Linked DNA regions of Homo sapiens: region 1 is linked to region 2. A link is a contact called in ENCODE Hi-C data. All regions are on one chromosome and are shown on one strand. The core of a region is the stretch at or near the end of the contact, and the rest is flanking DNA. Distances in the headings are between cores, read along the strand shown.

The links. A loop is a pair of places that touch in the nucleus more often than their neighbours do. Pooled maps may share reads with other maps.
Region 1: a loop to region 2 is called in a pooled map, with 5 times the contacts of the local background. The contact joins the enhancer-like site here to the promoter of GAN in region 2. A Hi-C loop is called at or near these places in 4 of 50 pooled maps.

The regions. Positions count from the first base shown.
Region 1 is chr16:82,190,301-82,196,078 of GRCh38, forward strand. It overlaps the pseudogene RN7SKP190. Among named protein-coding and RNA genes, the nearest start is that of MPHOSPH6, 23 kb to the left of the region's middle. Within about 2 kb of position 2,476, at least 5 of the 41 ENCODE cell types and tissues checked have a DNase peak (open chromatin) inside an H3K27ac peak, as active enhancers do.
Region 2 is chr16:81,311,438-81,316,803 of GRCh38, forward strand. GAN (gigaxonin) reads left to right here and starts at 3,525. Exons shown (of 11, transcript NM_022041.4): 1 at 3,525-3,843. The coding sequence starts at 3,677. RefSeq lists an enhancer at 3,362-3,561 and silencers at 3,572-3,911, 4,052-4,111, 4,132-4,401.

The sequences.
Region 1 (5,778 bases), core at 1,226-3,725, 880 kb after region 2:
AGTCATGAAGGAAGGGCTAGCATGGCTCCTGTGGTAGGGCCTGGAAATCTTGATGATGCTCCAAGAAGCTTTTCCAATGACTTCTTGACTTTCTTAATGTGAATGAGCTAGATTATAATTATATTTGTAATTATATTTTGGCACTCAGCCTTTGGAGGAAGAAGTATTAGTTCCAGAAAACTTGCTGTGCAAGAAAAAAAAAAAAAAGGAAATTTTACCCAGAGTTTCTGCCTTCTTGGTTGAAACATGAGTATTCAAAGAGAAGTAAATGCCTGCTGTAGTGTGATTTCACTTCTTCCTCTTTCCTGGAAAGTTCCAATTTCATATATTTTCCCCATTATTTCATCACTGATAACTCCTAGAAACGACGATATTTTGGTGGTTGTACCTGCTAGACTGTCTTTCAAATCTGGAAGCAACACAAAAAGTCTTTTATAGGATCATAGGTCTTGGTTTGGGGTTCAGAAACTAAGGTCACCACATGTAGGAGATAGAACTGAAAAAACAAACCCCTAAAATCAACCTAATCTTCTACCCCTTTGGGTAGATACTAGAGTTTCCAGCCCAGATTGTGACACAGCCTCTGCTTGAATATCTCCCCTAATAGATTGGAAACTCACTTATACCGGGGAAGGCATCTAATTATTAGTAAGCTTTGTATTTTTAATCAAACCTCTTTCCTATAGTCTCACTCATCAGGAACAACAGAGAATGTTTTCTTATTTTTTTTGACAGTTCTTCAGATATGAAGATAGATATCTTCATATCTCTGAGTCTTCTCTCTCCCAGGCCAAGGTTTACCAAGCCCTTTAATCATGTCATTCATAATGAGATTTTCACCATTCCAGGGGTCTTAACACTATTTTAACTTTCATTTTCCTGGTCTAGCTTTTGTAGAATAAAACTGGAACCCTCTTCCCTTAAAAAAATTCATGATAATGCAGTTTAAGATTGTTTTAGTTCATTTTACAGCCACATATTACTATTGGTTTAGACTAATCTTGTGGTCAATTGATGCCTCTTGGTCTATTTCAAATAAATGACTATCGTCACCCCCTTCTCCCCCCTTCCCCCCAATCCGTGCATATGATGCTTAGAATTGGTATATGGAACTTCATCTTCATACCTAATATATATATATTTTTGAATTCTGGCCTGCCATTCAAATCTCAGACTCTCATAAAATCTTGATTTTTTTTCATCTGATGTACTAGTTTTTCCAGTCAGCTGCAAATTAAGGTAGGTTTCTCATGTTTTTATAAGTGTTATCATCATCTTGTAAAAAAAAGGACACAATTTTTAGTGAGACAGATCTCGAATTTTAATCCCAGCTTCATCACGTAACTGCTGTCTGATGTTAGCCACTTATTTAAACTCCCTGAACCCAGTTTTGCTCATCTCAAAGTGAAGATGATAATTTCTACCTCTTAGTTTTGTTGTGAGCATCTCCAATAGTGTTAGAGCAGAATACAGTGCCTATCACATGGTAGGTAATGGTGATGATAGTAATAACAATAATAAAGATAAATGTTTTCTTGACTGGGAATCAGAATCAATTTTCTTGTTATCTTTCTTCTTTTCTGTCAGAGTTAATATTTTGGATAAGGCCAAGGACAGAACACTGTAGCCACTAGAGACCATTCTCCAGGTTGACATTCACAAATTGACAAATGTTATTGAGCAAAAAATATTTATTGAGCACATCTATGTTTTAGTACTCTTCTAGTGACTAGGAACTCAGTGGTAAAAAAGACAGCAAAGTCCCTGGCCTCATGGAGTTCACATTCAAAAGGCCAGGGCTACTGAATAACACAGGGACATAATTCACACAGAATTTGTTGGTTCTGCAAGAGCAGGAGAGAGACAAATTATGTGTATATGTACATATATACATAATATATATAATATTGTATATAATACAATGTCAGATAGTGAGAAGAGCTAGAATATATAATATGATGTCAGATAATGACATGAACCATACAGAAAAAGAAAACAAGGTATTCAGTGTATTTAGAGGGCAAATGCTATCTTATATCATACGGTTAAAGATCTCTTTAAGGAGGTGAAACTGAGGTAGACTCCTAATGGAGGGGGGCCATGAGCTGCGCAACTCTCTGAAGGAAAAGTGTTCTAATCAGAAGGACATTGATTCATAAATGTAAGCTTTTTTGGTATGAATGGTCAACCAGGTATTTGTTCTCTTAAAAGCACTGTCTTATCCATCAGATCTCCAAGAATAGTAAGAGGCTTTGTAAATATGCTTACCCTAACTAGTCTAAACCACAGATGGATCTGAGCTTGTCTGGGGATTCTGGGGAGGCACAGGGTTTGTATTCCCTTGCCCATGTGACGGCCTTTCTCTCTCTGGTGTTTCTCCTTGAGCAAGTGTGCAACTTCATGGAACATAAAGTAAAGGAGGGGACCCATCACCCAGCCAGATCGAATGAATCAACCCTTGTGGCCCTTGGGGTGATGGGAGCCCCATCAAGGTTGCTCTCCCACCACTTACTGTACACATGACATCCTCACTGTCACCAGTCCTTAAAGCTACACACACAGGAAGGCATGTAGAATCTGTTACTTTTCTTTAGTGAATACATCCTGGTTCCTCGTGATCACCACTTCCTTTTTAAGGGCTGACACACCATCTAGTCATACCCTGTTTCAAAATCAAGCGTGCAGATCTGTAGGTCACAGAATACACTTTCCTCCACCTCATTTTGAAAAATTAGAATACTAATTTCCTAGCTCTACACGTCTCTAGTACATGTCTCTAATACCTTGCCCCAGCACCTTTTCAACTCTCTACGACCCTGTAAAGATTACTGACAGTGACTCTTAGATTTCATCTGCAAAGGCTCTTCATACTCCAGGACGTAATTTGTTTAGGCCTGGAGACAAAAACTCATTTAAAACAACAAGATGGTCTCCTGCTATCACCTTACCTATCTCATACTTCAGTTCCTTCTAAACTACATTTATTCAACTCTCCTGGGTTTAAAGATCATTGTCCCTGATAAAGAAGGTGGAAATACAACAGGAGTGGAGATATATGACTTTCTCTTTGTTATTTGTTAATGTTATATCTTCTGCCCCAAGCAGTGAGTCTGTGATTTTTAGGTTTATCTTTTTACTTTGATTGTAGCTGATAAGAGGGATGTGTGTTTGTGTGTGTGTGCATGCGTATGTTTCTGAGTTTGCGGATGAAGGCTTAAGCATATTTCACTTCAACTTACTGAGGGATGAATTCTCCCATCTTGTTGATTCAGTTCAATACATATTTTCCCTTGCTTCAGTTTGTGGCTTTACATGAAGGCTCTATAACCACACCATCCATGGTCAAATCCTGGCGGTTCACTTCCTATAGCATGGGCAAGTTAGTTCACTTCCATGAACCTGAGTTGGCCTTATCTATAAAATGGAGGTAATAATACTTAAGGACTTGAGGCCAGGCACGATTGCTCACACCTGTAATCCCAGCACTCTGGGAGGCTGAGGCAGGTGGATCACCTGAGGTCAGTAGCTCAAGGCCAGCCTGGCCAACATGGCGAAATGCGGTCTGTAGTAAAAATACAAAAATTAGCCAAGTTTGGTGCCGTGCGCCTGTAGTCCCAGCTAGTCAGGAGGCTGAGACATAAGAATCATTTGAACCCGGGAGGCAGAGGTTGCAGTGAGCCGAGATCGTGCCACTGCACTCTAGCCCGGATGACAAAAGGAGACTCTGACTCCAAAAAAAAAAAAAAAAAAAAAAAATTTAAAAGTAAATGATTGAATGTACATAAAGGGCTTAGAAGAGTGTCTGGCACATAGTAAGTGCTAATCACCACCACCATCATCATTTTTTAATGTATTCCTATCATCTTTCATATGTATATTTCAGAGGTCTTCCTGGTCAGCCACAGTTTGTCTTATGGTTAGGACACACTTAATCCAATTGTTTGTATATTCTATCTCTGTGTATTTAGGCCCAAACAGTGAGCATTGATGTAAATGATGATGTGAGGCTCTCAAAGAGCATAAATCATCAAAGAAATATGAAATTGCATTTAATGTACTCATGGCGGGAGCAAAGTGAATGGATGCATTTTACAAAGGCTCTCAGCCAAGTCTGGTTTGAAACAGAACAGAGACTTTACAATATTCTTGCTCTAACTAATAGAAGCCATAAATAGATCTGAGCTTGTCTGGGGGGCTCTGGAAGGCATAGATGAAAGAATTGTCTTCTTAATCAGAGAACCCAAATAAGCAACATACCCATTTTCAAGCGTTCTGGCTTAGTTCGAGTGCTTAAGGAAAAACTTACCTTTGTCCCACATAAGGCCAAACAAATCTATAAAACCTCATGGGAATCCTAAAATTTTGTTTCATATCTGTATTACAAGGTAAATTTGAATCACTTAGGGAATCCTCAGCTTATCGACCTTTGGACCATATGATAGCTGTTGGTGGGACATTTGATAGAATTTAATTGGTTGCTGTATGGAGTGCCTGTGTACTTACGTTTTCGTAGTGAATTGCCTTTGGTGTAACAGCCATCGTCACATTCCTGGCCTTCTTTGTTTGTTTGTTTGTTTTTGGTGTTGTTTGTTTGTTTGAGACTGAGTTTTCCTCTGTCGCCCAGGCTGGAGTGCAGTGGCACAATCTCAGCTCACTGCAACCTCTGCCTCCTGGGTTCAAGCCATTCTCCTGCCTCAGCTTCTCGAGTAGCTGGGACTACAGGCACACACCAGCTGCGAATACAGGCACACACCAGCTGGGAATACAGGCATGCGCCACCATGCCTGGCTAATTTTGTATTTTTAGTAGAGATCGGGTTTCACCATGTTGGCCAGGCTTGTCTTGAACTCCTGACCTCAGGTGATCTGCCCACCTTGGCTTCCCAAAGTGTTGGGATTACAGACATGAGCCATGGTGCCCGACCCTCCTGGCCTTTGATTGAAGAAGGAAGTAAATCTGCTTAACTGTCTTTCTTGGACCTCTCCTATTTCCAGGACACTGACATATGTCAGAAACTTACAGAAGCAGCCACAGCCTGTGTAGGGAGGGCCCTAGAGTACTGGAGGGATGCCTTGGACTGGTGGGTAAATGTGACTAATTAAGGAGTATTAGCAAGTCCATTTGTTCTCAATTCTCCAGCGAAATTCTCTTAGTCTTATCAGTTATAATAATAAAGCTGATATTTTGATCTCTATGTGTCTGTCTTCTGTGTCTTGTTTCTCGATAGGTTCTTAACTTGAGAAGGGAAGAGAGAGCTATTATTTATTGATCTGCTCGTACCTCAAATGGTGCAAACAAGAAGAGTGAAGGTAAGCGATAGTCATTAGCTCCTTTCTTTACATGTAACCAAGATGTGAACCAAGACAGTCTGGACCAGTTGAACAATTTATCCCTATGAGTCAATCAAAATCAAACATCACTGAGGCCATGCTCTGGAGAGGAAAATATGGATTTTTAGTGTCATAGATATTAACCATCAATCAGCTATTGGTTATTTGGAAATTGTTGGTGTCTTTGTCCAGACTTTGCTGCCTATTTTGCAATGTAAGTAGTTCATGCTTGTTCTAGTTTTACCATTCACTCCAATTTATGGGTTGTGTATAATAACATTCTGCTGATCCTTGGTTTCCAACATGCTCAGGTTAACCATAATGATTCCAACTTCTGTTTCATGTCACTTCTTCGTGTGTTTACCCAAAACACACAGAGTTCTATTGGAAAGAAAGTAAAGCAAAGTGTAAAATCATGAGAGGAGTTCATTGCACCATGCTGGACTAA
Region 2 (5,366 bases), core at 2,275-4,774:
CATGAATTACAGCCAGATCTTGTCTGTAGACCCATGCTACATTTTTTCCTCCAAATGGAATTAGTTGCTAATGTTGAAAATCCGGAATATTCAACATGTAAAGTCTGAATTGTCAGAATCTCTTAAAAAGTTGTTAGATCCACCACCACTGGGCCCCTATCGCACAGAGCAATCAATCAGAGCTGAGGAGCATGTGCTCTTCAGCTCCCATAAGCCCACCTACTCCTATTGTCTGACATCCCACATCCCACAGTTTGCTTTGCTAATTTACCTGATACGCTCCTGCTAATTATGTAAAACATTCATGGGGTACCTACTACACATCAGGCACTGTGTAAGTCCTGGGAACATAGGCAGATAAGGCAAAGCCCCTGCCTTGGAGGAGCTCACAACCCAGCAGTGGAAATGACTTACAAACCAGTAAATTACAGTACAGTATGGTGAGTACAGCACAGCAGCAGGAGCATGCAGAGGACTGACCCACTCTGTCCTGGGAAGCCAGCTCAAGATTTCCTGAAGGCCATGGTTAAGCTGGGTTTTGAAGGATGAATAAGAGTTCACCAGGCCAATGGAGTGGTGGGGAATACTAGCAACAGTGTGGGTGGTATTAAAAATATATATAAAGTCTTCTTCTGCTTAGCTGCCTGTTGCACAGATGATCCTCTCAAGCCAGCAACTACCTTTCTCTTGATGGTCATTCCATTTCCTCCTTCTATCAAAACAACAGGGAAGGTTCACCTTTATCTGGAAGAGCCTGCCTGACAAATCCCCATTCACCTCCAGTTACTTCAACTAAGGCAACCTTCCTACTCGGATAATTGGTTACCTGACTGTGATCCTACTATTGGAGCTCTTTGTTTTGGAACCTCTGATATTTAAAGAATAGACTAGCACAATAAGCAATTAATAAGTACTTATCAAATATTTACATTGTGTAGAGAACTCTCCCTGGTTTTTGACTTTAAAAATGGCAAACACAAATTAACTAAGAACAGATAGAGAATACAGTTCAGAAAACATTTATTTATTTTATTTTTTATTTTTTTTGAGACAGAGTCTTGCTCTGTCACCCAGGCTGGAGTGCAATGGCGTGATCTCGGCTCACTGCAACCTCTGCCTCCCGGGCTCAAGTGATTCTCCTGCCTCAGCCTCCTGAGCAGTGGGGATTACAGGTGCCTGCCACCACACCTAGCTAATTTTTGTATTTTTAGTAGAGACGGCGTTTTACCATGTTGGCCAGGCTGGTCTCGAACTTCTGACCTCGTGATCCGCCCATCTCGGCCTCCCAAGAAACATTTATTAAGTGTCTGATATTCAGGTGTTTTTCTTTTTTTTAATCCCTCCATCCATCCAACATTCAGTTAGCACTATTACGCACCAAGTACTGTGCTTGGTACCTGGAAATCATGCTGAGCTACAATAAACATAGTATAGCAGGTGACATGGATAAATAAACCCATTATAAAAAGTTTCTTGCTCGAGCAATGTTCAAAATACAGCAACTGCTTGGAGAAAGGAATGTCAGCTGCTCACAGGGATACTGGGTAGGTATCATGGAGAAGATAAGTCCAAGCTGCTTGTCTTGTGTGTTTCTTACCTTTTTAAATATATTTTTCGGCCGGGTGTGGTGGCTTATGCCTGTAATTCCAGTACTTTGGGAAGCCAAGGTGGGCGGATCACAAGGTCAGGAGTTCGATACCAGCCTGGCCAACATGGTAAAACCCCATCTCTACTAAAGATGCAAAAGTTAGCCAGGCATGGTGGCACATGCCTGTAGTCCCAGCTACTTGGGAGGCTGAGGCAGGAGAACCACTTGAACCCGGGAGGCGGAGGTTGCAGTGAACAGAGATTGCACAACTGCACTCCAGCCTGGGCAATAGAGGGAGACTCCATCTCAAAAAAAAAAAAGAAAGAAGAAAATATTTTTCAACATCCACAAAAATATAGAAACAGTACAATGAATCTCCACATCCCCATTAAACATCCACAACAATATAGAGACAGTACAACGAATCTCCACATCCCCATTACGTGGCTTTAACAATTAGTAACTTGCGGCCACTTTTGACTCATCTACACTCCCATCTGCTTCCCCATCCCTTTGTTTTGTTTTGAAGCAAATCCTAGACATCTTTATCATTGCATCCGGGAACACTGAGCTGCATTTACAGAAGAAAGTGGAAATGCATGTGTCTTCCACAGCCGTACCCTCCCCATCTATTCTGCCCTGAAAACAGTTAGATACTCGGATTCCTGCCAGTGACTCCAAAGCCTTGGCTGGTTCAGGGTAAATACCCAAGACTTTATTGGAGCCTTTCAGTTGGTTGAAGGACAGTGAAAATTCCATCCTGTCTTGCCTGGAATGCTAGCCACATTCTTCTGGTCCGGAGTCCTCATACAATTGCTAATTTTTTAGAGGCTTATGGAGTCCCTAACGTTTGCACAAAATGGTTGCTACATTCCACACTCCCATGTGCCCTGAGCAACCTCCAGGGAAACTTCAGATACCGTGGGGCTTGGCCTGCCAGCTGAGCTGACCCAGCGATCCTTTCTATCACAGCTTTGATCTTCACTGGGTTGGGAGCCTGTCTGAATCTAAACATCTGCCTCTCTACTGCCCACCCCTTCAGCATTTCCTAGCTCTCCCTGAAAGGTGCAAACATGCATGCAGTTACTCAAACAGAATATTTATCCTTAACTCCCTCTCCCTCACAATTTCTTTTAAAACAATCCACTATTGTCTACCCCCGCCCCCGCATCACCCTTTCATCCAGGTGCCCATTCCCTTCTCTCTAGTCCTGCAATACCTAAGCATCGATCTGCCTTTAGCACATCCATCCCCGCCTTATTCTCCACGCAGGAGCTGAGTGACCTGCACAAAATCCCCTGCTAAATACGGTACTTCCATGGTTCTTCACCACTGCAGAAACCAAACTCCTTCCCACACCAAGGAGGCCCTGCAAAATTTAAGGCCTCCTTCGGACTTCTCCAGCTTCATCTGCTACATCTCCTTCCTAGCCCGCAACCAAAACCATCTTTTCCGGGTCTGTTTTCTCGGGTTTTTGTCCTCTCACCTGGGCAGCTCCTTTTCTCTCATAAATAAAGAAAGCTACAGCGACTTCGCCCTTGCTTCCATGCATCATCTCATGAGTCCACAACAACACTAAGAATTCGCTTTCATTTTGCAGACGGAGAAACTGAGGATGGGCACCTTACCCATGGCCACAGAGCTAGTAAGTGGAACAGCTGCAACCAGGATTCAAACTCGCGGCTCCAGAGGCCACAGGCTTAACCACGGAATCCTAGCCCGCCCGCACATCCCTCCATCGCGGGAGCGACCTATCTCATCCGTAGACACCTTCCGCTGCACCCAGCCGCAGCTGGTCAGGCGGGCGGAGGAAGGAGGCTTCTGATTGGCCATCTCCAGCAGCGGAGGCGAGAAGGCGGGGAGCGACGGTGCGGGGGCGTCGCGGAGAAATGACTTCATGACGCGGCTTCTTAAAGGCGCCGGCCCAGCGCGCCGCGGATAGCACAGGCACGTCCCGGGGGCTCCAGCTTCTGCTCAGAGCGCGGAGAGCCGGGCCGGGCGGGCGCGCGCGCAGGACTCGGGCCGCTCGAGGGGTCCGGCCGGACGGTGTCGGGAGCCGGACCCGTCGGCAGAGGAGCGGGCGCCGCGATGGCTGAGGGCAGTGCCGTGTCTGACCCTCAGCACGCCGCGCGTCTGCTGCGAGCGCTCAGCTCTTTCCGCGAGGAGTCTCGCTTCTGCGACGCGCACCTGGTCCTCGACGGGGAGGAGATCCCGGTGCAGAAGAACATCCTGGCGGCGGCCAGCCCGTACATCAGGTGGGGAGGGGGCTACGGCGGGCGGGCGCGGCGGTGCTGCCCGGAGCCGGAGGCGGGGCGGCCGGGCCGGGCGTGGCCCCCAGACCCTGTCCCCTGTCCCCGGCGCCGGGGTCCCCGCGTCACCGTTGGCGCGGCGTCCCTCCCGGCAAGCGCCGGAACCCGGCCCCGCTGACCGCGTCCCCCAGGCGGCCTCTGTGGCTTCCAGGCCCGCGCTCCCCACTGGACCCCCGCGCCCCTTGGAGTTGTCCCCGGACCCGGGCCGCGATCCCCCGCCTTGTCCCTCCCGGTTCCCACCGCCGCGGCGAGCGCCCGACCTCGGAGACCCTGAGGCCCCCAGACGCCGTCCTGGGCCGGCCGGGACCCGCACCTGCGGGCTGGGCGAGGCCGCGCCGGGGAAGAGTCACCCCCTCGCCCAGGCCGGGCCCGCGGTCCCCGCTGAAGTTCGCCAGTCGCTCGCCTCTGAATCCACGCGCGGGGGCTGGGCCGGCGCCGCCAACCAGGCGGGGAGCGCCCTGCCCGCTGGGAGGCCAGACAGACAGCGCCTCGCTGGGTGCAGGCAGAGAAAACCCTCTCGATGTTCTCCTTGGGTTGGTAGTCCGAACCTCCGGGCGAAATTCTCCTTGCCAAACGTGTCTTTTCCGCTCCATTCTGGTAACTGTTTAAAAGAGGAGTTACACGTTGAAGTAAACTGTAGCGAATTCTCAGGATGCTGTTACAACCCGAGGACCGTGAGAGCCTTGCGACAAAGGGCATTTTAATACTTTAGTAAAGCAAAGCTTAACCTGATTTGCCAACTCAACTAACCAGGTTAATTAAAAGGTTGATAAGACAGTGCTTATACAAGTGTATCAGATCTTGCAGGAGACTATCTTTTCTTTTAGCAACCTTCTTGCAAACTAGGTTGCTGTTTTAATAAAAGGAAAGGGGGGAATGCTAAAAACTGGAGAAACTGACCAGTAAGCTGGTTAAATATAAGCTAGTGGTAGAGAATATCACTACAATTGACAGGTCAGAAAAAGCAAAATGATGTGTATTCTTAGCGCTTTGTCCCAGCAAAACCACCACGCACGCTACACTTTTAACCTTTGCATTGGGGAGATATCTGTGCTAAACTTAGAAGAAATTCAAGTGCCCTTGTAACTTCTGGTTTCTCTTGGATTTGTTTTGTGAATCCATTTGCGCTCTTTGGCGGTGGGGAGTGTGGAGGGGTGGGGGGGCGGGGCGGCAGTAGGGTCTGGGGTAGCATCGTTAGTACAGAATTTGGATTGCTAATGTGACAGACAGCTTCTAGCTGGCAGTTCCGAGGTTTGAGCAACCCATCCCAAATTGGAGTCAGCAGACCAAAGTCTTCCCTGTTTGGGAAAATGCTGAAGAAAACTACTTTAGATGCATTATTGTTATAGTTCTTTAAATGGCATCCGTTTGGCTTAAAAGAAGTAAATTGCAAATTGCCGAATCCTTGCTTGTTATCCTTGTTCGTTTTTCTCCATAGCACTTACCACTTTGACGTACCCCATATTTTA